Linked DNA regions of Homo sapiens: all the other regions are linked to region 2. Evidence: chromatin loops called from intact Hi-C (ENCODE). Cell type or tissue: dorsolateral prefrontal cortex. All regions are shown on one strand. Links, peaks and the distances in the headings refer to the core of each region. The heading gives the core; the rest is flanking DNA. Region 1 overlaps PGGT1B (protein geranylgeranyltransferase type I subunit beta). Region 2 holds the start of TRIM36 (tripartite motif containing 36). Region 3 has its middle 72 kb from the start of TRIM36.

Region 1 (8,120 bases), core at 1,063-6,062, 77 kb after region 2:
AAGGACTTTTAAATTGGTAAGCTACTTAAAACTTGCCAATATATAACAGAAGTTATAAAAACACTCATATCCTTTTGACCCAGTCAAATTATGGTTCTCTTATCCTAAGGACTTTTAAATTGGTAAGCTACTTAAAACTTGCCAATATATAACAGAAGTTATAAAAACACTCATAACCTTTTGACCTAGTCATGATATATCTGAGAATCAATTCCAATAATTTCAAGTATGAGAAGAAATGCACACTGCAGTTTAATAATAGTGAAAATCTAGAAGCACCATAAAAGTCCAGCAGGTTAAGCATATCATGCCTCATGTACTGAAAGAAACGCTATATTCCTATTAAAAATAATAATCAGTAGAACTATGTAGCAACACAGAGAAATGTATTTGATCAAGTTAAGCAAAAAAGTAGGATCCAAAAATAAATGTGCATTTTTATGTTTATAATTAAGCAAATGGCACATATCAACAAAGACTGGAAGGGAATAAACAAAATAATATGAATGGTGTGAGATGATATGAATAAGGCTGAAATTTGTTCTCTGTATTAGTCACTGTTGCCATAACATATTACCACAAACTTGGCAACTTAAAACACCTACTGCCTTACTGTTTGTAAGGTCAGAAGTCTAACACAGGCATCATCAGGCTAAAGTTAAGGTGTAGGCAGGGCTACCTTCCTTACTTGGAGGCTTTGGGGGAACAATCTGCCTCCAAGCTCATTCAGGATGCTGGCAGAATCAACTTCCTTGCAGTTGTGTGACTGAGTTCTCCATTTCTTTGCTGGTAGGTATCCCTTTTTGCTCCTAGATCCTCTCTTGCCATTTCTCATATATGGGCCCCATATCTCAGAGTGGCAACGGCACTCAAATCTTTTCCATTAGACCCTCTCTACCTTCTCTTCTCTCTTCTGCTCCCTTTCTCTGCAATTCCATGACGAACGTTTCTGTGTTCGTCTGCTGTTCATGTGATTATACTGAGCCCACCTGTACACATGTCACCTATGGATAAGCTCCACATTTTAAGGTCAGTTGATTAGTATAACTTTAACTCCCATCTACACAGTCCCTTCACAGCAGTACCCAGATTAGTATTTGACTGAATTAACAGGGAACAGAAATCCTGGGGCAACATCTTTAGAATTCTACCTAACACAGGTTGGGCGCGGTGGCTCATGCCTGTAATCCCAGCACTTTGGGAGGCCGAGACGGGCGGATCACGAGGTCAGGAGATCAAGACCATCCTGGCTAACACAGTGAAACCCCGTCTCTACTAAAAATACAAAAAATTAGCTGGGCGCGGTGGCGGGCGCCTGTAGTCCCAGCTACTCGGGAGGCTGAGGCAGGAAAATGGCATGAACCCGGGAGGCGGAGCTTGCAGTGAGCTAAGATCGGGCCACTGCACTCCAGCCTGGGCAACAGAGCGAGACTCTGTCTCACAAAAAAAAAAAAAAAAAAAAAAAAAGGATTCTACCTAACACACCCCCCATATTCCAAATTGTACATAATGCTATACTTAAAAAAAAAATAAAAAGTTATCTTTCTCTTACCAAGTTATGAATTCATTTATCCTTTTTATTTTTGAGACAGAGTCTTGCTCTGTTGCCCAGGCTGGACTGCAGGGGCATGATCTCGGCTCACTGCAACCTTGCCTCGCAGGCACAAGCAATTCTCCTGCCTCAGCCTCCCAAATAGCTAGGACTACAGGCATGAGCTACCACGCCCAGCTAATTTTTGTATTTTTAGTAGAGACGGGGTTTCATCGTGTTGGCCAGGCTGGTCTCGAATTCCTGACCTCAAGTGATCTGCCTGTCTTGGCCTCCCAAAGTACTGGGATTACAGGCAGGAGCCCACCGCACCCAGCCTATCCTTTTATCATCACTTCTTTTAATCCTTCTCTAGTTGGATGAGGGGCAGTATCAAAAGGCGTATTTTCCTATATGATTAAAACATTTTTAAATCTTTTTTTTTCTCTTTTTGTTCTTGGGATTGTCTTTTTTAAAGGGTATCCTTTCAAGTTACTAATCTGCTAACAGTCCTCCATAAAAATGTGATCCCATTTCTACTTTTGATGGAAGACAGCTCTGATACCATCTGTCAGTTCTGCATTTATACTTGCAACTGGACACCTTTGTTGAGTACCCCACCAACTTAAACAATTCTGTCAGGTGTTTTACATAGAGGCAGACATATAGTAGTGGCTCAATAAAATATCTGCTTCTGAGTGAAATAAATGAATTTATTCATCTTCTTAGAGGTGAATCAGTAAATGACATTTCTGTTTGTTCACTTCTGTTTTTAGCCTGATTAAATAAATAACTTTTCTGAAAAGCAGCAGAAATATCAATACTTAAAAGTACCATATAAGGTTAGGAGATTATGGCATGGACACTTGGAATCAAACTCAGGATCCTATTCTTCCTATCAATGAGTTCTATAGGCAAGTAACAACCTCTCTGAGCCAGTTTCTTCCATTTTTGAACTAGTAACAATAACATATTGCAAGTAATATACTTCAGGCTTCTTGTAAAGGTTAAAGGACATGTTTAGATTGTACTTAGCAAAGTGAAACAAGGCTTAATAAACAGTAACCATTCAAAATCAGTTAATTGTATTTTATCAAAAGTGAAACAGGAAGAAATGAATAGCTTTTGTTGCAATTTATCAAGGAAAGCTTTTTTAAAGTAAAAATGTTTTTCTTTTTTTTTCCAGAAAGACTGTATACTGTCATGAAAAAAGTGTTTGGATCTTAAGCACCACGGTCACAGTATAGGGAAAAGACAATGTAGTATTTTTTGCCTTCTTCTTAATCACCTGTGGACTATGAAACTGGATAAAGAAGTTTATTCTAAAGTTTATACTTTATTCTACAGTAAGAGAATTCTCCTGTTTCTTATGAAAAGCTATGATGAAGTAACTAAGAAATCAAGAAAATTACTCATTTACTAAATTGAGTTATCAGTCACACACTTAAATCCTAATGTTTTAAAAAATGATGCTCATTAGGAGGTAACATTTTCACCACTTAATTTTTCACCACTTAGGCCGGGCGCGGTGGCTCAAGCCTGTCATCCTAGCACTTTGGGAGGCCGAGGTGGGTGGATCACCTGAGGTCAGGAGTTCGAGACCAGCCTGACCAACATGGAGAATTCTACCCCATCTCTACTAAAAGTACTAAAATTAGCCGGGTGTGGTGGAGCACACCTTTAGTCCCAGCTACTTGGGAGGCTGAGGCAGAAGAATTGCTTGAACCCGGGAGGTGGAGGTTGCAGTGAGCCAAGATTGCGCCACTGCACTCCATCCTGGGTGACAGAATGATACTCCATTTCAAAAAAAAAAAAAAAATTCACCACTTAAAAATATTTATTAGGTACTCTTTTGCGGTTTCTGTCAATATTTGTCTGCTCTTGTGTGCTTTCCTTTGGAATTCTAGTAAGCATACCTTTTCATGATAATTAAGAAAGTATACACACACAATTCATTGTAAATTTATCGCTGAATGCATACTCTGGGTACAGTATAAATTTCTTTCCAGGTTATCAAACAGCACCATCTAGTGTTCCTATTTAACAGTTGCAAAACAAACTGAAAATTCTTTGTGTGGTCTGGCTGCCCATCAGAATCAATTGCCTATTTTGAAAAAACAGAGATGCCTCTTGCATCTCCCCTCCCATGCCTGTTAAAAAGCATGAGGATAGGGCCTGGAAAATTGTATTTAAAAAGAAAAACAATCCCGGTTTGACACATAGTCAGAATCAAGAACTACTGATTTGGTAAATATACTTTTGTAGAACTATAGAGTCAAACTTGTTTATGCTGTTTAACATAAGTACTTTAGATAGCACTATATCATAAAAATTGAGGTTACTGAAGAAAAATGAAAACTGGGTAGATGAGAAAGGCAGCAAAAATGGGAGTATGTACATGGATGTAATATGTGTGTGTGTTTATGTGTAAGTATGCAGGAAGTGTGTTATTAGAAAATATAATGTATCTATAGTTATCAACTATAAGGAAGAATAATTCATTTATTTGCACGTTTGTACATGAAAATTTATTAAGCTGACTCTTGCCTGATGACTGAGTCATATGTCACTTTAAAACTTAGTGTTTTACTATTAAGCTCATAAAACCAACTATATGTCAAGCATTGAAAGATAGTACATTTAGATATTCTTTAAAAAACGGTTATAAACTTATGGAATATAAAAGTTTGAGAGTTTAAAGAGGTTTATTTTAATCAGGGGAGTTGCTTTTCATAAAAAGCAATAAACTGTATTGTGAAATATAAAATTGCATTCAAAATTATATTTAGGTATAATAAAGGACAGCTCTTGGGCCAAAATATCACCATACTATTAATGATGATTATGCTTCTTAAATATATTTCAAAACTGATTTGCTCATGTTCTTAACTTCTTAACTTTCTAATCCTCATTTTAAAAGTTTTTGCCCTAAGCAAACAGAATTCAAGTGAGGAATGTGGCTACTTTCTGATTTTAAAATGAACATTTATATTTTATGGATAGAGAAATAATTCCACATAAATCTCAAGAAACACAATTTCCTAGTAAGAAGACATGCCTTACACAACTCCTTAAGGATGTCAAGAAAGTAATGAAACAAGGTAAATGAAACATTCAATAGCTAAAAAAAAAATTTTAAATATACCTATTTTCCACATTTCACACATTTGTTTTAGAATTGGACCTACACCAATTAAAGAAAAGGCAGACAGGAGATATTCTTTCACAGAGATTAGAGACTTAATAATATTTCCCTCAACAAGATAGCAAATTGAGAATTCAGAATTGCAGCTGAACTGTGAAAAGGTCTGTGGAATGGTCTACCAGACATCTGACCTGGGAATGCTGGATATATAAATGAACATTGTAAAACCATTTTTGTCAAAATGTCTTGATCTATAATATTTCCAAAACAGATGACTTATAATTTTTAAAATATGCAACACGCTTGACTTAGCCACATGAAACCATACTTACTTCCCCCATGTTATTTTTTAAAAAGTGAGCCATCTGAAGAATCCACTAAAAAAATGAAAGCATTAAACATTTTACCCTTTAATATTAAATCTTCTTATCTATGTTTCCAAACACTTAATCCTAATAATTTATGGGATCTATTAAGGAACAGATACTAGATTTTCCTGTAAAGCTATAAGACAGTCTCTGAGTTCCCATGAGAAAAATCTGTACCTCACAGAAAAACATGCATGGTAAACAGAGCACCTATTGCACTGAATCAGCACATATAAGTAAAATATCCAAAGGACTAGAAAACTGCATTCTAATCTTGTCTCTAGCATTAACTAGCTGTATTACTGTGGACAAATTATTAATCTCTTTGAACCTTAATGTCCTCATTTGTAAAATGATGGACTGTAATAGTCCTCACTCTGTTCTAAGTCTAAAATTCTCTGGTTGTGCCCTCAAAGAAGGGCACACACAATTCCCAACCTGACCCATTGTGTTTCCCGAATACTTCCCTCCTGAAGTTAATGAGAAGGACCCGATCCTCCAGTGGTCTCACCATACACTTATTACTAGGAAACCACTAGGGTCTTTATAATCCTGGAGTTAAGTGGAGGCCAGGGTTAATTTTAATTAAATATTCACAATGTCCTTATATGCCAAACGTGATTGTCTCCACTCATATACTTAAACAGTAAAACAACATTGAAACCTGGAGTCAGAAGTGCCAGATGTCAATCCGATTCTATCTCTTATCATTTGTGTGAGGTTTCAGACAGGTCTCTGAATCACTTTGCGTCTCAGTTTCCTCTTCTTGGGACAGGCCAATTAGGTGAAGAATAAATCTATCTGATTATGTATTTGGCAGTGCTTTGAAAATTATAAAATAGTAAATAATGTATTGCATTATTTCTTCCATTAGCAAAAATATCAGTATTTACGTATAGCTATGAACTTTTAGTTTTTATTTTTGTATGTTTTGAAGAGAGGTTAAGCTAAGTATTTTTCTAGTTTAAAACTTTAAATACAGAAACATATTTACTTATGGTAAACATTCAAACAATTCAGATATATAGAAAAACAGTAAAGTATCTTATCTTGCCATCCCCCCACCTCTGTTCCCATCTACTTCCCCCTCCACAAAGATTTTCTATGTATCCTTTCTGAGTTTTTCCTGCACATTTATATAGATTGTTAAAGCACCTCTGTATATGTTTTAAATTTATCATTTAATCATATATATTATAAGTAAAGTTTCGGTGCCACAAAAGAAATAGCACTCAAATATAAAATTTTCTTTTTTCTTCTCAGCATGGCAATTTACTTCTATAGAAGGATGTGCCCTTACAGATGGAGCAATGGTGAGCACACACTTGGACAAGGGAGGGGAAGGGGTTCTCATCCCTGACGCGGGTGGCCCCTGCTGCTGTGTTGTTCCCCTATTGGCTAGGGTTAGACCAAACAGGCTAAACTAATTCCAACTGGCTAATTTAAAGAGAGAGACAAGGTGAGTGGTTTGGTGGGAGTCAGGGTAGATCAGAATGAGTCAGGGTGGAGCAGGTAATCGGAATGAGTCAGGGAGGAGCAGGTAATTGGAATGAGTCAGGGTGGAGCAGGTAATCAGAATGAGTCAGGGTGGGGCAGGCGATTGAAAAAGGTTGCTTTACGAGGAAGTTAAGTTTAAAAGTAGAAGGCAAAAAATTGAACATACTGACATATTGATTCTTTGAAAAGAAATTTAAAACTCATATCTAATATATATGACAGACAGTTTCATGTCAGTATATATATAGAGCTCTACCTTATTTACTGCATAATATTCTTTACTGGGCCATAGTTTATGTAACTTTCACTTTTGATGAACATTTATTTTGTAACATTGTTTTGACTGAATTTCCCTGATTTCTAGTAAGGTTAATCATCTTTTTATGTATCTGTACTTCTTTTGTTAACTACTTAATAAATTTTGTCATTTTCTAAAGGACAATGTATCTTTTTCTTCTGAATCTTTAACAATTCTTTATAGTCGATGTTAATATTATACAAGCCATAATTTTCTGCAAATTCATCACTTATTTATCTTTTACTACATAAAGTATTTAAATATTTATTTAGTCAAATCTATCAAATTTTTGCTTTATAATCCCCAGGTTTTGTTTAACATTTCTAGATGTTATAATTCCCTAGATTTTATGTGGTATCTCAAAGTAGGACAAATACAGACCTATGAGTTGCAGAAAGCATATTCTACCAGTTTGCAAATGCTTTATGAATTAGAAAATATTTGAAGAGCCAGATGAGGTCCTAGGCTAAATGTGAAAATATATAAAAGAGGAAGAGAAAAAAGTTGGAGAAGGGGCAGGTGATTTAATAGTCTAACAACTACTGATACACAATAAGCACTGAGAGGGAAAAGAAATAGAAGACACATTCACTTGTCTCCCTTCCAGAGGTTTGCAATTCAGGTGGAGGCAAAAATATTTTAAGTAACTTAAGCAGCAATGACTGAAGAAAAAAATTGGCAGTGGGTTTCAAACCAGTGAAGTCCATGGAGTTGACAGTTTAATGGGAAAGAAAATTCTGATGGTTCTCAAAAGGAGTGGTGAGCTGCAATTCTAACTCCAAAAAATGTTTAAACTTTCCCTGAAGTATAATAAACATCAGAAAAGTACTCCTATAATAATTAAAAAGCTCCATGAACTTTTTCAAAATAAACTCACCTGTATAACCAGCACTCAGCTCAAGAAAAAGTACATGACTAGCACTCCAGAAGCCTCTCCCACTTCCTTCTAGTACTCCCCAAATGCCCAGACTGGTTTGACCTATTTTTGTATTTTGTAAAAATGGAACTATATACAATGTACTTCTTTCTCTCATAAACATGCTTGTGACACTCATTCAAATAACTGAATGTAGTTGTAGACTGTTCATTCCCATTACTGTATTATTTTCCATGGTGTGAATATGCTAATATATCCTTTATCCATTATACTGAAGATGGGTAGTCTGTATAATTACTAGTTGTAGGCTCTTATAAAAAATACTGTTATAAACATGCTAGAACATATCTTTTGGGGAACATGTTTTAATTTCTGCTGAGTATACACTAGAACTGTTGGGTCATAGA
Region 2 (8,120 bases), core at 1,321-6,320:
ACAGGCTCCTGGGAGGAAAGGGACAGGTCCCTGCTGAAACCCCACCTTCAAGCCAGGGATAGCCTGAAGCCTAGGGTCCAGGCTGCCAGTTCCACTGACTGGAGTGAAAACTTACAGTGAATTTTCCAGGCCCACCCATGGCCACCCATGGGCCAATCAGCACACACTTCCTCCCCTCTGAAGCCCATAAAAACCGCAAACTCAGCCAGACTCTGGCAGATGATAGGACGACCTGCCTGCAGGTAAGAGCTACCCACTTGGGTCTCCTCTCCACTGAGGACTGCACACTCGACAAAATGACCTGCCTGCAGAGAGGAGGTACCCACTCCGGGTCTCTTCTCTGCTGAGAGCTGCAGTTGTCGGGAGGAACTGCCTGCAGAAAGCAGCTACCCATGACAGGTCTCCTGAGAGCTACTCTTTTGCTCAATAAAGCACCTTGTTCACCCTCCAGTTGTCCATGTAGCTCATTCTTCCTGGACACAGTACAGGAACTCTGGACCTGCCAAATGGCAGGACCAAACAAGCTGTAACACAAACTGTGTCAAATACACCCTGCTGCTCGCCATGTTGTGGGTGACGATGAGGAGACAAGAGAGGAGAGAAGAGCTGCAGCCCTTCAGGGAGCCTGGACTTAGGAGCTCCCCAAGCCAGGGCTGTGACATCCTCTTTGTGGCTCTGCAGTTGCCGGCATCTCCAAGTTTCTGGGTGCCACCATGTTCCACAGTGCTTGTAGTGGGAGCCACTTGTGGTACACCTGTTCCAGCCACAGCAAGGAGCCGGCGCCCATACTGGCACCTGGACCTGCCTGCCCCGCCACAGCCACCATGCCTGGCTGTGCACACTGTACCCCGCGCTCGCTCACTCATGCACCCCTTGCTGCTCTGCACCTGGCTTGCCGTTGGCAGCCGTGGGATCTGGGCCAGTAGTGAAAACCAAGCACAGCCTGCTGGGTCAAGTGGGCAGAACAAGCCCAGTGGGCCTGAGCAAAACTTGGGCAAAGGCAACACTTGCCACAGAGGTTTCTGGCTGGTGAAGCGACACCCTAAGGATCCTGTGATACCGAGGCTGCACACAGCAGCAGGGCCCTGGGCCCACTCCACTAAAACATTTTTCTCTCCTAGGCCTCCAGGCCTGTGATGGGGCTCTCTTCATTAATGCACCTGTTTGGCCCTGCCAAACGGAGGGACTGCTGCCAAGATCTCTGACATGTCCTGGAGACATTTTACCCATAGTCTTGGCAATTAACATTTGAGTCTTTTTTACTTAAGCAAATTTCTGCAGCTAGCTTGAATCCCTCCCCAGAAAATAGGTTTTTCCTTTCTACTCCATGGTAAGGCTGCAAATTTTCCAAACTTTTACGCTCCGCTTCATCTCTCTCAAGTTCAAAGCTTCACAAATCTCTAGGACAGGGGCAAAACACTGCCAGTCTCTTTGCTAAAGCATAGCAAGAGTCACCTTCACTCCAGTTTCCGACAAGTTCCTCATCTCCATCTGAGACCACCTTGGCCTGCACTTCTTTGTCCATACCACTAGCAGAATTTTGGTCAAAACCATTCAACAAGTCTCTAGGAAGTTCCAAACTTTCCCACATCTTCCTGTCTTCTTCTGAGCCCTCCAAACTGTTCCAATCTCTGCCTGTTATTCAGTTCCAAAGTCACTTCCACATTGTTGGGTATCTTTACAGCAGTGCCCACTACCTTGGTACCAATTCTCTGTGTTAGTCCCTTTTCACAGTGTTATAAAGAAATACCCAAGAGTGGCTAATTTATAAAGAAAAGAGATTTAATTGACTCACAGTTCTGCATGGCTGGAGAGGCCTCAGGAAACTTACAAATATGGCAGGAAGGGAAGCAAGCACGTTTTACATGGCAGCAGGCGAGAGGGAGTAAGAACAGAGAATACTGCCTTATAAAACCATCAGATATTGGGAGAATTCACTATCACGAAAACAGCATGGGGGAAACCACTCCCACGATCCAATCACCTCCCACCAGGTCTCTCCCTCAACACCTGGGGATTACAATTCAAGATGAGATTTGGGTGTGGACACAAAGCCTAACCATAACAGAATATTAAAAGAATGTAGGGGACCCTTTAAAAAGGTGTATAAGCACCACTACAACTGCTCTCAATACTACAGCCTTTCATTATTTTAAGTGAGAAGCATTTTAGACTCATCACAACTAAAAAAGTTTGATGACCTCATACCAGTTTCCCCATCATTTCTCTACGTAGTTTTTTCCATGTATCCCAGACTTCATATCTATGAATCCTATAGTCAGCATCCCTGCAATTTTAAAGACAGCCCAACTTCAAAGTACTTATAACCTTGTACAATCATTTCAGCTACTAGAAATACACAGAAAATTAAAATTGACTTAACTAAATGTAATGAAATTTTAAAATGTATGCTAACCTATTCTCCCTAAAGTGACACCAAGTGCTTCAATAATCTCTGACAATTTAACTGCATTAGAGCCAACTGGTTTTATCATTGTCAGTGGGTGTTTCGATGCAGTCTCTTGCTGCATCACTCAAATATGTGATGAAGAGCCATATCACCTCCCAACTGTTCACAGATTTGGAAATAAGATAACTAAACCTCACAATTCACATCAAAGAATACAGAATATTCACATCCTATCTCATTTCACAAAGGGTTTGGCACCTAATTCAAAAGAAAATCTTGTCCGGGATATCCAAAATAGGTTCTTACATTCCATTTTATGTATAAATATGGTCAGTTCAGGTTTACTTGTCACTGGGGGAGGATCTAAAATCATTTCCATTTTCTTGTACATAAAGCAGTGTCTTGAATCTGACTTTTTAATCACAATGGACATAAAGTATTTCTTACCCAAGAGAAAATTTAGTTCATCTGTCATTGAGGGAGAAACAAACTGATTAAGTGTGATGTGGCGGCTCCCTCAATTAAGCAGTTCCTCGAGAAACTTCGGAAGAATTGCACATTCGACACCTTTAAACAAAAACACTTGTAGGCTGACAGCTGCCGGGGCCCCGGCCCGCCCCCCGCGGGCAGGCGAAGCCGGGGAGGAGCCTCTGGCCCAGGCGGCGGCAGCCGGCCGGGCCCGCGGGGGTCAAGACGCCTAGACAAAGGGCGGCCCCGCAAGCGCGAGGGACGCGCCCCAGCTTTCTGCCCGCACCCGACTCCCAAACGCTAATTAATTCTACAGCCTGAGCTCCATTAGAGAGACCCTCCATGATTCCCCCGAGGTGCTCAGGTGGGCAACCATCGGATTTGCGCTCTTCTCCGGCCCAGGGGACCCCACGTCCGGCTCTCGGGGATAGAAAGGGGACGCCCCGGATTGCGGAACCTAGCCCCGGGCGGGAGAAGGCGAAGAGGAAGCGGGATCCCCACACGCCTGCCTTTGCTCTCCCGGGAGGAGGCTCCCTCCGGGCTCCCGGCGGAGGAAAGAGAAAGAGCCGCGGTCGGCACACCGCCCTCGAGGTGGGGGCGGCGGTCCCCTCCGCACTCACCGGCGAATCTGAGCCATCGCCCTCCATGGCTGCCTTCTGCCAGGTGTCATCAGCGGCACGTTCCACTCACACCGGCTACCGAGCGCAGGGTCTGGTGGGCGGGTCCCTGCGGCGGCCGTGGAGCCTCGGTCCGAAGCTGGAAGATGAGCTGGTCAGCTGTACGTGGCCAGCGGACCGACGCGGGGAGAAGTAAGCCGGGGCAGGCAAAAGCACAGGCGCGGGAGAAGCGAGCTTTGCTCCCAGCGACTACCCCGGGAATCCCGCCCAGCTGCCGGCTGCAGCAGCGGCTCCTGCGGACTGCGGCTGGGAACGGCGCCGCGCAGAGACCTGGGCGGGGCACCGCGGGGCGTGGACAGGGCGTGGCCTGGTCGTTGCCCAGGCAACAGCGCCAGTCGCACAAAAGAGGCGGGGCCGCCTGGGGCTGGTAGGCCGGGTGTCTGAGTGGTAGGCTGAGCGGGACTCGGCTGGGCGTGGGTGTGGCACGCGGTTGGGACTCGGCGCCCTCCGCCGCCACCTTCCCCCTACGCATCAGCCCCTCCCTCCCACCCGGGTAGTCGCCCGTCGCCCTATGCCAGGCTGGGGGGCTCTGAGGAACGGAAGTGAGGGCAGCGGGGAGCGGTGGGCGGGTGCCGAGGGCGGCGCCGGGGCGGGGAGGCTCCGCTGCAGCAGAGCAGCCGGCTGCAGCCCTGGCCCCTGGCCCCTGGCCCTGCGCTGCCATTCCGCCCTTCAGTTTGCTCTCACTGCGCTTTCTTCACTCGCGGTTCGAAGCCCCGCTTCCAGGCTCGGCACAGGACGGTGCGGGCGAGGGCGAGCCTAAGCCACCTTCCCTGAATGGCCGCGGCGAGCACGGCAGAGCTGCGCGAGGCGACCAGAGTGAGACCCCGCCCGCCCTCTCCGCGGTCCCTAGCCAGGCGCGGCCTGGGGTTCCCTGGCCCCGCCCGGCTTGTCCCAGTTCTCTTCTGGCTTCACTTGCTGGGTGAACTTAATAGTCCCTGACTGGGCACCGAGCAGTCATATCCCGCTTTCTGCTTCTATACCCCCAAGTCGCGATGTCACCGCACGTTCTTGCCCAGTAGCGCGGGGACCGCCTGCAGGGTGGAGATTCCTCTCCCGGATGCTGGCCAGGGACTGAAGTTAAAAGGCCGCGGCAAGGGAGAGACCCCCCGCCACCCGGGCCTACGCTTTCCTTCCTGAGGGCCAGGACAGAGGGTCCTGAGCGGCTCCGGCACCCCCGCACCCCCGCGGGGAGTGCTGCTGAACGTTAAGGCGCGCGCCAGCTCAAGGACTGGCGGCGCACATTTCACCTGCCACGGCCCAAGTGTGTTTCTGGTGTTGTTTTCAGGACACACGGAGAACAAATTAATTTAGGATTATTAGATCACGCACTGCCTTTCTGGCTAGCTAAACAATTCATTCCTATGTATTAGGCTTTAAGAACAGATGCCCTAAATTGCTGGGTAAGTAGGGACTACAGAGCTGTAGCGAGACATCTCGTTTAGGTTTTAAAATGCTTCCCACTTTTATTTCCTGTTTGGGAGAAGTCTGTCGCTGTGGCAAGTTCCGTCGTCTTCCCACAGCCCTGTCTGCAGCGGTAGCCTCGTCTCCAATCCGGCATCTAAATAAGGAGTGTAGAATTAAAAACACTGAGGGACTATAGCAATTTTCTCTAATGGAATACCCTCCATTTACAGATGAGGTGAACAGAGGACGAAAGCTTTGCCAGGTAATAATGCCTGGGCTGTTCTGATCCGGATTAATGCCCGTTGCGTGGCCGCAGGTGCTAGACTTGGGAAGGCTTCCTTCCCACAGGTTCTGAAAAGTGCTAATCAGGAGGAGACTAACAAATGCCTGCGTGAATTAGGTGCCTATATATATATACATATATTTAAAGGCTCAACCATTAGAAAGCATTATAAGTCTTTCTCATACTGGCCTTTGAGCTAAATAATTCCCCTTGGGCTGTAATTTCACATCCGCACACCTGCTTTGATCCAAAACTTATTAGTTGACACAGTAAAAGTGATTAGAAGGCTCCATTAACAGGAATTAAAGATAAAATCTGTATAGACAATATTTTGGTGAAAATACATTGCTATGGCCTTCCATTTTGCAAATCAGACTTCACTGAGCTATCATTTTCTACCTGATCCACAAAATTCAAACATGATGTTAATATACTTGGCAAGTGTTAATACACTTGGCAAAACTGTGTCTCCAAAAAAATAAAAATACTTATGCAGTGGGCACAACCTTACCATTATCACCCCAGCACAGGTTTTAGTTGTGTGAGCAACTATCTATTCATCCTTCTGAAACAGATCATTTGGTGGTATTTTTGTTTTGGTCCCATGAGATGTTTAAGACCTTATATTAGTCTAGATTTGAGGACTTTCTAAGCCTAATTCTTTCAGAGTATAAGTGTCTTCTTGTTTTAATTTTGTGTTTGTAAAAATTTTTGAATATTTTTGTGCCTCAAATATGTTCAAAGTTTAATAATTCACCAAGTAATGGTATCATTGCCTATTTCTCTATCAAAAATACAAGATTTACAAAGCCTCTCTTATTTTGCTCAAACCTTTTTGTGATATCGTATGTTGGTACAGCTTATCTCAAGGGACATTTTACAAATCCTATCAAAAATTTTAAATATTTTTACCTTTTGACTAAGCAATTCCACATCTAAGAATGTTCCTACTGTAATACTTGCATGTGTGCACAAAAACATGTACAAAGAGCTTATTGAGACCTTATTTATAACTAAACATCATGCATAATATACATTCATACCATGGAATACTATGCAGCAGTTAAAATCAATGTACTGATGAGAAAGGATTTCTAAAATATAATGTGTGCAGTGGCCCACACCTGTAATCCCAGCGCTTTGGGAGGCCGAGGCAGGTGGATCACCTGAGGTCGGGAATTCGAGACCAGCCTGGCCAACATGGTGAAACCCCCCCTTTACTAAAAATACAAAAATTAGCCTGGCGTGGTGGCACACGCCTGTAATCCCAGCTACTCAGGAGGCTGAGGCAGGAGAATCACTTGAAACCGGGAGGCAGAGGTTGCAGTGAGCCAAGATCGTGCCACTGCACTCCAGCCTTGGCGACAGAGCGAGACTCTGTCTCAAAAAAAAAAAAAAGTACAAAACCATAAGGATTCTGAATGCTGCCACTCTGGCCAAAAAACTAGGTATATCTGATTACAGGCAAACAAAAATAAGCATCTGGAATAGAGCACAAAATATGATAACCATTGTGGAGAAGTAAGGGATGGAGTTAGGTATACAAGATTTAACTCTTCACTCACATTGTATTATCTTTCCATCTTATATGTACATGTTATAGTTCTAAAACTTTTTAAGGTTAAAAATCCTTTCTATCCATAAACTTTTAAAAACAAAAGGTGAGGGGAAGAAGACAAATACGAAAACTGCCATTTTAAACCACTGCTTTCCCAGTTCCCTGATCATTTCTGTCTCCCTGGGCTGCCGTGCTTTGTGTCAAGTCATCAACTTCTCTGTTTCAGCATCGAAATATCCCAGCCTCCCAGGATACCAAGACCCTTCCCAGTTCCTCAAGTTAAAATCCTGGTGGGTTTTGTTTGCTTGCTTTTTATCTTCCTTTCTTCTTCCCTGTCTATCTCTGATCAGCCTTAAATCATAGTTTGTTACCAGATTCTGTTCTTTCTCATCCTCACAGCTGATTCCTGTGCCCACTCTAAGCCCCCTCTCCGCATGCCTAGATTACAACAGTAGCCTATAAGTTGAGTATTTACAGATGATTTTCCATATGTGTAGCCCTGTCCTCATGCCTCTATTTGCACAAGGAGCAGAATAAGCTACAGTCCTGGACCACAGGCAGCTTGGTATTGGAACATAAGGGGGTGGGGGGTGTGTGGACATGTGTATTTGAATGTGTGTGTGTGTGTGTGTGTGCGCGCACGCATGTGTTGAAGAGCAGGAGTTAGAGGGTGGTAAACCTGTGGTAACAAAATAAGTCTGGTAAAGTATGGAAGGCCTCTATGCTTTTGTAGATGTTGAGCAGCTTTTGAAGGCTTTTTAGCAGGAATGGCATGAAATATCTGAACTTTAAAAAAATCATTATTCCCCTATTTTACATTGTATATGCTGTCCCTTGGTGCCTATTCCTCCGCAGTTTGGAGTATCCTAGCACCTCCTTTTTCAATAGTTTATTTTAAAATCTGGGTTAAAATGCAAAACAAGAAAACCTATCCTATTCTTATCCCCCTAAGTCCACAGACCTTCAATACTCTTGCCTTCATTGTGATATCTACTTTTCTACTTCTGGTATTACTTAATTGCTCTTCTATCACAGGGGCATGAGCTCTCTCACATCCATCTACTTCATGAAGTCCAAAAGGTCAAGATTCCCCTCTCCAAACACACACAATTCAGGCTTTGATAAAACAGAGCCTCAATCAATGTTCATTGCTTGATATTTAAAATATAAACCCCTTACCCTATAAATCATATACTACTCCATAAGCTGACTTGGTCTTTTTCCATATTGATTCCTAATACCCAACAAGAGATTAAATTCATGGCTGGGTCAAGTCCTAATGACCATGGTGCATATTAATTGGTTTGCTCTGAGATCAGA
Region 3 (8,120 bases), core at 2,027-7,026, 72 kb before region 2:
TGAGAGCAGCTGTGTTGGAAAGTGGGGAAATGGTCGGACTCAGACTTTCTGAAGGTAGTACTGATGCACTTGTTCATGGACCTATGTGACATGAGAGGCAAAGAGAAATCAAGAGGTGAGTCCTAGGCTGTAGACTGACCTACTGAATGGAAGCATTTGCTAAAATGGGAAGATAATTTTGGAATTGGGTTTCATTTTGAACACAATTACTTTGAGATTCCCATTAGACATCCAAGTGGGGTAGTGAGTGGGCAGATAAATTACACGTCTCAAGCCTTGGGAGACGTCCAGGACAGAGGTATAAATTTGAAAGGTATATTTTTATAACCAATAGGTACAATAATAGGGCTAGATGAGATCATGAGAGAGTGAGTGCAAATGCTCACTCTCTCTTGGCCCAAATACTGAGCCCTGAGGCACACAGAGTAGACAGAGAAGGAACAGCCTATGAAATAGGAAAAACCCAGGAGAATAGGAAGAAGCTGTGGAAATCAACAGAAAAGGTGTTTCCATAAGAAGGTCATAACCCAATGCTGATAGAGTTGGAGTAAAAGGAGGACCAAGATGTGACCACTGGAATTGGCAACCTGCACCTGGAAACATTTTGGTGAATTAGTGGCCAGAGCTGGATTTACCATAAGGCTAATGAAGCTTAATTTCAAGGCCCCTCACTTACACAGGAGCATCAAAATTTCCAGAAAGGGCACTAGCAAGATATTCACATGTTCATATGTTTTTGTAAAATTTACAAAGGTAAAACTAAGACTTCTATTAAATTTGTCTTTTCACTTTGACTTCCCTTCTGTTAAAAGGCACTGGTGTTGCCAAGGACAATTTTGGAATCTGGCTAAGGGCAAGTTGAGTTGGGGATACATTTATTTTGTGTTTAACAGGGTATATTATATGACTCATGGTCACTTTCATATAGAATAGTTATTATCAGTTGTTCTGGAATATGAGATCTTTGGTTTTCACATCTGTGGAGTTTTCCATGATTTATAGTAAGGGAGTCGGGAGCTTGGAAAATAGACCAAATGCCACTGAGCATCACCAAAGAACCTGTATCTCAAGAGTTTCTCCTGGTGCCTGCCTTACATTCTAATCTTGTGTGGACATGAGAGAGAATGGGAGGTTCATCAGAAATTGTATTTTAATCAGCTAGGGCACAGGTCTTAAAAGTTATACCTATTGTTATTTTTGTTGGTATCTGGTTTTAGTAGAAGAGCCTATTCAATTAAAATCTTACAGGGACACTCATTATTTGCCAGAGACAAAAGCAGTTTTAAAGTCGATTGGGCCTCATGCATCCTGGTTTCCCCAGTAGCCCAACCAGCCTCTAAGGACTGTACTTTGACAACTGCTGGTGTGGGCATTTGGATTTCTCTGACTCGTGTCACAATTACATACACTATTAGAGCAAAAGGAGAATTGTTTGGACTCCAAATTTCAGATGGGCAGACTAAACCTAAGTTAAGTTTGGCCTTGCCTACCTACCTTCATGGTCTACACAAATACATCACAGAAAAATAGACGAATTTTAGAATATCCAAAGCAAACAAAGAAAATGTGTGCTTAACCGAGAATATTTCTGTGCCAAAGGAAAGCTGGTAGCTGAATGATCAAGAAAATAACTAAACTTGTAAGAACTAAGCTGATAGTTATCCCCCTACGCGCTCAATTTTCCCACCCACCCAAAACTTACCTGATATAAATTGACAGATATTGATCGGACATCCAGCTTTCCAGGGCCCTTCCCTGGAAATGCTGATTTGGCCTGCCTGCAATGAGGCCCAATAATTTGTATTTTAATAACCAAGCAGTTCTTCTCATCAAGGAAATTGTAAAGTAGTAGATTTGAATGTTGCTACTCAAAATGTAATAAGGGAATCAGCAACAGCACAGCATTACCAAGGAGCTTGTTGGAAATGCAGACTATTAGAATCTACCCTAAACCTCCTGAATCAGAACTTGCATTTTCTGAGGTTGCATAGTGCTGAGAATATTGGAAGGAAAAATAAGCTAATCCAAATCATAACTTGAAGATTTCAATGCTCCCCTCTCAGTAATTCACAGAATAAGTAGATAAAAACTCAGCAAGGATATAAGGATGTGAACACCATCAACTAACCTGACCTAGTTGAAATTTGTAGTACACTTCACCCAGCAACATTCTTTTTAAATGAACATGAAACATTCATCAAGATAAATCATATTCAGCATGATAAAACAAGTCTCAGTATACATAAGAGTAAAGTCATATAGAGTCTATTCTCTTATCACAACAGAAATAAACTAGAAACAATAAAAGAAAGATACTGGAAAATCTTCAAGTAGTTGGTAATTAAGGAAATCACTTCTAAGTAGCACATGGGTAAAAAGAAATTACAAGGAAAATTAGAAAACATTTTTAACTGAGTGAAAATCAAACTCAACATGTTAAAATGTGTGGGATGTAGCTAAAGCAGTGCTTAGAGAAATTTATAGCGTTAAGTGCTTGCATTAGAAAAGAATAGCCTGGGAAAAATGGCACAACCCCATCTCTGCAAAAACTATAAAAATTAGCTGGGCTTGGTGGTGCATCCCTGCAGCCCCAGCTACTCAGGAGGCTTAAGCGGAAGAATGGCTTGAGCCTAGGAGATCGAGGCTGCAATGAGTCATGATCACGCCACTGCACTCTAGCCTCGGCAACAGAGCAAGCCCCTGTCTCAAAAAAAAAAAAAAAAAAAAAAAAAAAGGCATGTTTCCAATACTGAAAAATATTTAAAATATCCTGTACAGTTATTCATTTATTGACTGGGGTTCAAATCCATTCTTCATTGCCTGCTCCATAATAAAAGAGAAAGAACCTGTATCTTCCTTTTGCCAGCTGGCACATTGTTAAGCTTTGTCAGTAGAGCACATGGAAGGAACACAGGAGGAGGGAAAAGCATGGCTTTTCAGATTCTGGTGTGCTCCTCTCAGTAGGCTTCTGAAGCACGCAGCTTCCACCACTCTTGGCTCGTACAGCATGTGGCAGCAGGCAACTGGCAGCACACAGTCTATAGCAGTTCCCTGTAGGCAGCTTTCTCTGACACCCACTTTGGCCCTAAGGCATAATACCTCCCTCTGAACAGCTCCCTTAGCATTTCTTTTTTTTCTTTTTTTTTTAATCTTCTCTTTTTTTTTTTGAGATGGAGCCTCGCTCTGTCACTTAGGCTGGAGTGAAGTGGCACAATTTCAGCTCACTGCAACCTCCACCTCCCGGGTTCAAGCAACTCTCCTGCCTCGGCCTCCTGAGTAGCTGGAATCACAGGCGCCTGCCAACATGCTCAGCTAATTTTTGTACTTTCAGTTCTTTTTTTTTTTTTTTTTTTTTTGAGACAGAGTCTTGCTCTGTCGCCCAGGCTGGAGCGTAGTGGCACGATCTCAGCTCACTGCAACTTCTGCCCCACAGGTTTGAGCGATTCTCCTGCCTCAGACTCCTGAATAGCTGTGATTACAGGCGCACGCCACCATGCCTGGCTAATTTTTGTATTTTTTTAGTAGAGACGGGGTTTCACCATGTTGGTCAGGCTGGTCTCGAACTCCTGACCTCATGATCCACCTGTCTTGGCCTCCCAAAGTGCTGGGATTACAGGCATGAGCCACTGTGCCCGGCCTAATTTTTGTACTTTTAGTAGAGACAAGGTTTTGCCATTTTGGCCAGGCTAGTCTTGAACTCCTGACCTCAAGTGGTCCACCCACCTTGGCCTCAGAAAGTGCTGGGATTACAGGCATGAGACACAGCACCCAGCCTCCCTTAGCATTTCTAAGGAGTGTCACCATCCTGGCATCTTAGCACCATGGCCACACCCATACCCTCTCCATTGAGGTCTGGATCTCAGCCAGGAGACCTGACAGGCGGTAGAGGTGGTGGGGTTTGGGGATGTTTTTTTGAAATTTGCACCTTTGTTGGTGCTCTCTGTCAGTGCCAGGGACAGTGGCTATTCCCTGTAACTGCTATTTCTGTATTCTTTAACATTCTCTTTACTTCTTACCAGCCAATTCCCTGTTATTCGAATCCTTGGTCATAGTTAATACTTTAGCTTTTCCTTTTCAAATTACTGTGTGGTTTTTGTCTCCTGGTTGGCCCCTGACCAACACAGGTTGTGAGATGAAGAAGCCATTTTAACTTTCTCTCCCTGACAACAAAACCCAAATAAGCCATTTGCCTGATACCTAAGACAAACTCACATGTTGGCCAAATTTAAAAAACTGAATTCAATATCCTGACGTTGTATACAGAATTTAATACTAGCAATACTTAATACAAGTTATATAAAAAGTATAACAAGCTTATCTTTCATGAAAGACAACTGGCTGTAAATCCTATTGGCAAGATTCAAACAGTAAAATTATTAACCACTTACCACAAATGTGAAAGAAAATCTTCATGAACCAAAACTCTTCACCAAAATGAGCTGCTACTTCTAAAAGTGTCATCACCTCTACCTTATACTTACATAAGATCACAGTCCCTGGAAGTTTTCCAACTGGTACTCAAACGGGCAAGAGTTATTGTTAGCTGCAGATTGCCTAACACTGTCTAATATGTTAATTCTTTTGAGCATCCACAAATAAGTCAAATCAGATGAATAATTTGAGACTTTTGCATAACCATATTCAGCTGTGCTTTGTGGGGGTGCTCCTGGTTGGGCTACATTTCAGCACTAGGGGGCAATATCCTCACTTAGAATCTACTCTCCACTTGCACATGCCTAACACATTTTTGTTGTTGCTTTTTTCCTCCTAACTAGGGGATTTCTCAGTTAAAGAATCCAAAGAGGACATAAAATAAAATGCCATCCGAAATTCACTTGGGGGCTGTGGAAAACTTGCTCTCCAGTTATTTTTGAAAACTCTCAACAGTAGTTGCTGAATTCTGATTTTTACCTGGGCAGTTACAGCTTGTCATTTTCCATGTGAATGATTCTGTAAGCAGAGCCCAAAACTCTCATAGCCTCTGTTGTCATTGCCTATCAACCAGCCATCAAATCAAAACTATTTTTTTTCAAGAGTTAATTTCACCCAGATGCTGAATTTAAAAAGGGAGAGGTAATTTCCTTGACATTTCTAGACTTGATTAGACATAGACTAATTCAGTGGTAGGGAATGAGGGAGGATGGAAAATTTGTTAATTAAGTTTCATTAGGGAAAAGCATGAAAACAGTCTTTCTACTACCCAAATGCTTGGGAAATACTGTATATTTTTCCAGAGTTAAAGGCTCTCTCTCATATCTAAAATTGCATATATACAGGTTACCTAACAAACCACTCAACAAAGTCAGATTGCTCTTTGGGAAAACTGTCTTGGGAGAGTAACTATGAGGTTTATGGAAAGTCATAGTTTATGATAGAGGGATTTGTCCACTTCTCAAAATTAACATTTTTTGAGCATTTGTTTTTCTTTTTCTAAAAACTTTTATTATAGGTTCAGGGGTACACGTGCAGGTTTGTTATATAGATAAATTGTGTGTCATGGAGATTTGGTGCACAGATTATTTAGTCACTCAGGTAGTAGGCACAGGACCCAGTGGTAGTTTTTTTATCCTCTATCCTCCCACCCTCCACCCTCAAGTAGGCCCTGGTGCCTGTTGTCCCTTCTTAGTGTCCATGTGTACTCAATGTTTAGCTCCCACTTATAAGTGAGAACATGTAGTATTTGGTTTTCCGTTCCTAAATTCACTTACAATAATCGCATCCAGCTCCATCCATGTTGCTGCAAAGGACATGATCTTACTGTTTTCTATGGCTGTGCAGTATTCCATGGCATATATGTATCACAATTTCTTTATCCAGTCTACCATTGATGGGCATTCAGGTTGATTCCATGTCTTTGCTATTGTGAATAGTGCTGTGATGAACATAGGTGTGTGTGTGTCTTTACGGTAGAACGATTTGTATTCCTTTGGGTATATACCCAGTGATGGAACTGCTAATGGTAATTCCATTAGCAGTAAATGGTAGTTCCAAGTACTTTGAAGAATAGCCCACACTGCTTTCCATAATGGTTGAACCATTCCCACCAGCAGTTTGTAAGTGATCCCTTTTCTCTGTAACTTTACTAGCATCTGTTATTTTTTTTTTACTTTTTAATAATAGCCGTTATTAAAAATGGCTGGTATGAAATGGTATCTCATTGTGGTTTCAATTTGCGTTTCCCTAATGATTAGTCATGTTGAGCATTTTTTCATATGCTTATTGGCCACGTGTATCTTTTGTTCATGTCCTTTGTCCACTTTTTAATGGTTTTTTTTCTTAATTTGTTTAAGTTCCACATAGATTCTGGATATTAGACCTTTGTCAGATGCATATTTCACAAATGCTTTCTCCCATTCTGTAGGTAGTCTGTTTATTTACTCTGTTAATAGTTTCTTTTGCTGTGCAGAAACTCTTTAGTTTAATTAGGTCCATTTGTCAATCTTTGGTTTTGTTGCAATTGCTTCTGTCATCTTTGTCATGAATTCTTTGCCAGGGCCATTGTCCGGAATGGTATTTCCCAGGTTATCATCCAGCGTTTTTATAGTTTTTGGTTTTATATTTAAGTATTTAATCCATCTTTAGTGGATTTTTGTATATAGTGTAAGGAGGGGGTCCAGCTTCAATCTTCTGCACATGGCTAGCCAGTTATCCCAGCACCATTTATAGAATAGGGAGTCTTTTTCTCATTACTTGTTTTGTCAACTTTGTTGAAGATTAGTTGGTAGTAGGGATGCAGCTTTATTTCTGGGCTCTCTATTTGTTCCATTGGTTTATGTGTCTGTTTTTGCATCAATACCAGAGCACTTATTTTTCTGCTAAACGTATTACTCATTTTACCTTCACAGCAACGTAAATTCCGTGAAGCAATAACTTGCTCAAGGTCATTTCAGTTGAATGGATAAGTGAGTAGAACAGAGTCTGACACCAAAACTCACATGTTAATCTCTATATTATGCTGTCATCCAGAAGTCTTAAGAGACAGAGAATGCTAGAGCACAGGGACTTCCGAAAGCAGGGTCTAGTGAAATTTCATCTTCAAATGAACTCTCACACAGAATCTCAAATTTAAAAAAAAACTTAAAAGGTAATGTTCTTAGCTGGAGCGGGTGAGAGAGGAGACCTCTGGCCTCACCCATTCAGCAGCAGCCACACCCCACCCCGCTTCCCAGTCATTTTGTTTTGCTACCCTGAAGCATCCTTGGGCTTCCTGCCAGCAAGTTACATAAACTGTAGTTCCAGCTCAACTCCTGTTTTGAAGATGAGTAAACTGTTCTTTCCAGTCAAGTTGTATTTAAAAACACAACAGAATCAACAGAAAATGATTCCTCAGGCTGGTACAAAAAGTTAAACTTCTCCAACAGGAAAAATTGAGGCTCTGTATATTTTAAGCTCATCTGCTTCCTAGTATATAGCTCATCTTTTGAGTGGATAGGAATTTGGATCCATATCATGGCAATTACATTAAACATTTACTATATGCCTAATGTCAAGGCTGCTACATGGTTCTGCAATTTACCACAGCAGTACTCAGCTCAGCAGAATGAGACAGGGACCCAAAACCCACTTATTGCCTCTGCCTGGAAGGTGTACCTTTTTAAATTGACAGTGGCTTTGTCTGTTTTCCAAGCTGTGTACCTTCAAGCCCAGCAGTGTCTTGCAGGAGGAGGTGCCTCTCTAATTCACACAAAAGCACTACAGGTGCAGACTGAGGCCCTGGTGGTAAAAATGCCTTTCATGCGTTATCTGATTTTAGTCCTCATTTAATCACTACAGTCCTATGAGGTGGCTCATCTGAGCCCTATTTCACAGTTGGGGAAACTGCCTAATTCTAGGTTTCCCATGTTATATAGTAGTAAAGGGAAAAAAGGGAGAAACTGAACCCAGGTGTCTTTATTGCCTAAGCCACTACCAGGATGTCCTGGTACAATGAACAGCCCCGTGGTTACCAATGTCACATGTGCACATATAGTCCCAGTGAGAACGGTTGCCATATTATCTTTCCAAAGTCCCATAGGCACCTTCCTCTCACTTATGCTCCAGAATAAGCATATAAAAATAAAATCAAGTGGCCAGGCACAGTGGCTCATGCCTGTAATCACAGTACTTTGTGAGGCCGAGGC

What was found. Peaks named below come from ENCODE experiments on the same cell type or tissue, not always from the same donor. Only the 100,000 strongest peaks of a DNase experiment are listed, where the experiment ranks them.
Region 1: a loop joins it to region 2, with 2.4 times the contacts of the local background. A loop is called at or near these places in 14 of 110 quality-filtered maps.
Region 3: it touches region 2 in a loop (2.1-fold over the local background); 8 of 110 quality-filtered maps call a loop at or near these places.

Annotation. Positions count from the first base shown.
Region 1 is chr5:115,243,025-115,251,144 of GRCh38, forward strand. All of the region lies in intron 2 of PGGT1B (protein geranylgeranyltransferase type I subunit beta), which reads right to left. Among named protein-coding and RNA genes, the nearest start is that of PGGT1B, 16 kb to the right of the region's middle. In dorsolateral prefrontal cortex, for the core only: CTCF peaks have their summits at 3,537 (motif pointing left) and 3,737; no DNase peak of the experiment used is centred there.
Region 2 is chr5:115,166,110-115,174,229 of GRCh38, forward strand. It overlaps TRIM36 (tripartite motif containing 36), which reads right to left and starts at 3,799. Exons shown (of 10, transcript NM_001300759.2): 1 at 3,499-3,799. The coding sequence starts at 3,525. RefSeq lists silencers at 2,975-3,064, 3,795-4,214. In dorsolateral prefrontal cortex, for the core only: no CTCF peak of the experiment used is centred there; DNase peaks (open chromatin) are centred at 3,872 and 4,602; H3K4me3 peaks cover 3,895 bases; H3K27ac peaks cover 2,000 bases.
Region 3 is chr5:115,093,594-115,101,713 of GRCh38, forward strand. No RefSeq gene overlaps it. Among named protein-coding and RNA genes, the nearest start is that of TRIM36, 72 kb to the right of the region's middle. In dorsolateral prefrontal cortex, for the core only: CTCF peaks have their summits at 4,670 (motif pointing right) and 4,869; a DNase peak (open chromatin) is centred at 3,018; H3K27ac peaks cover 1,693 bases.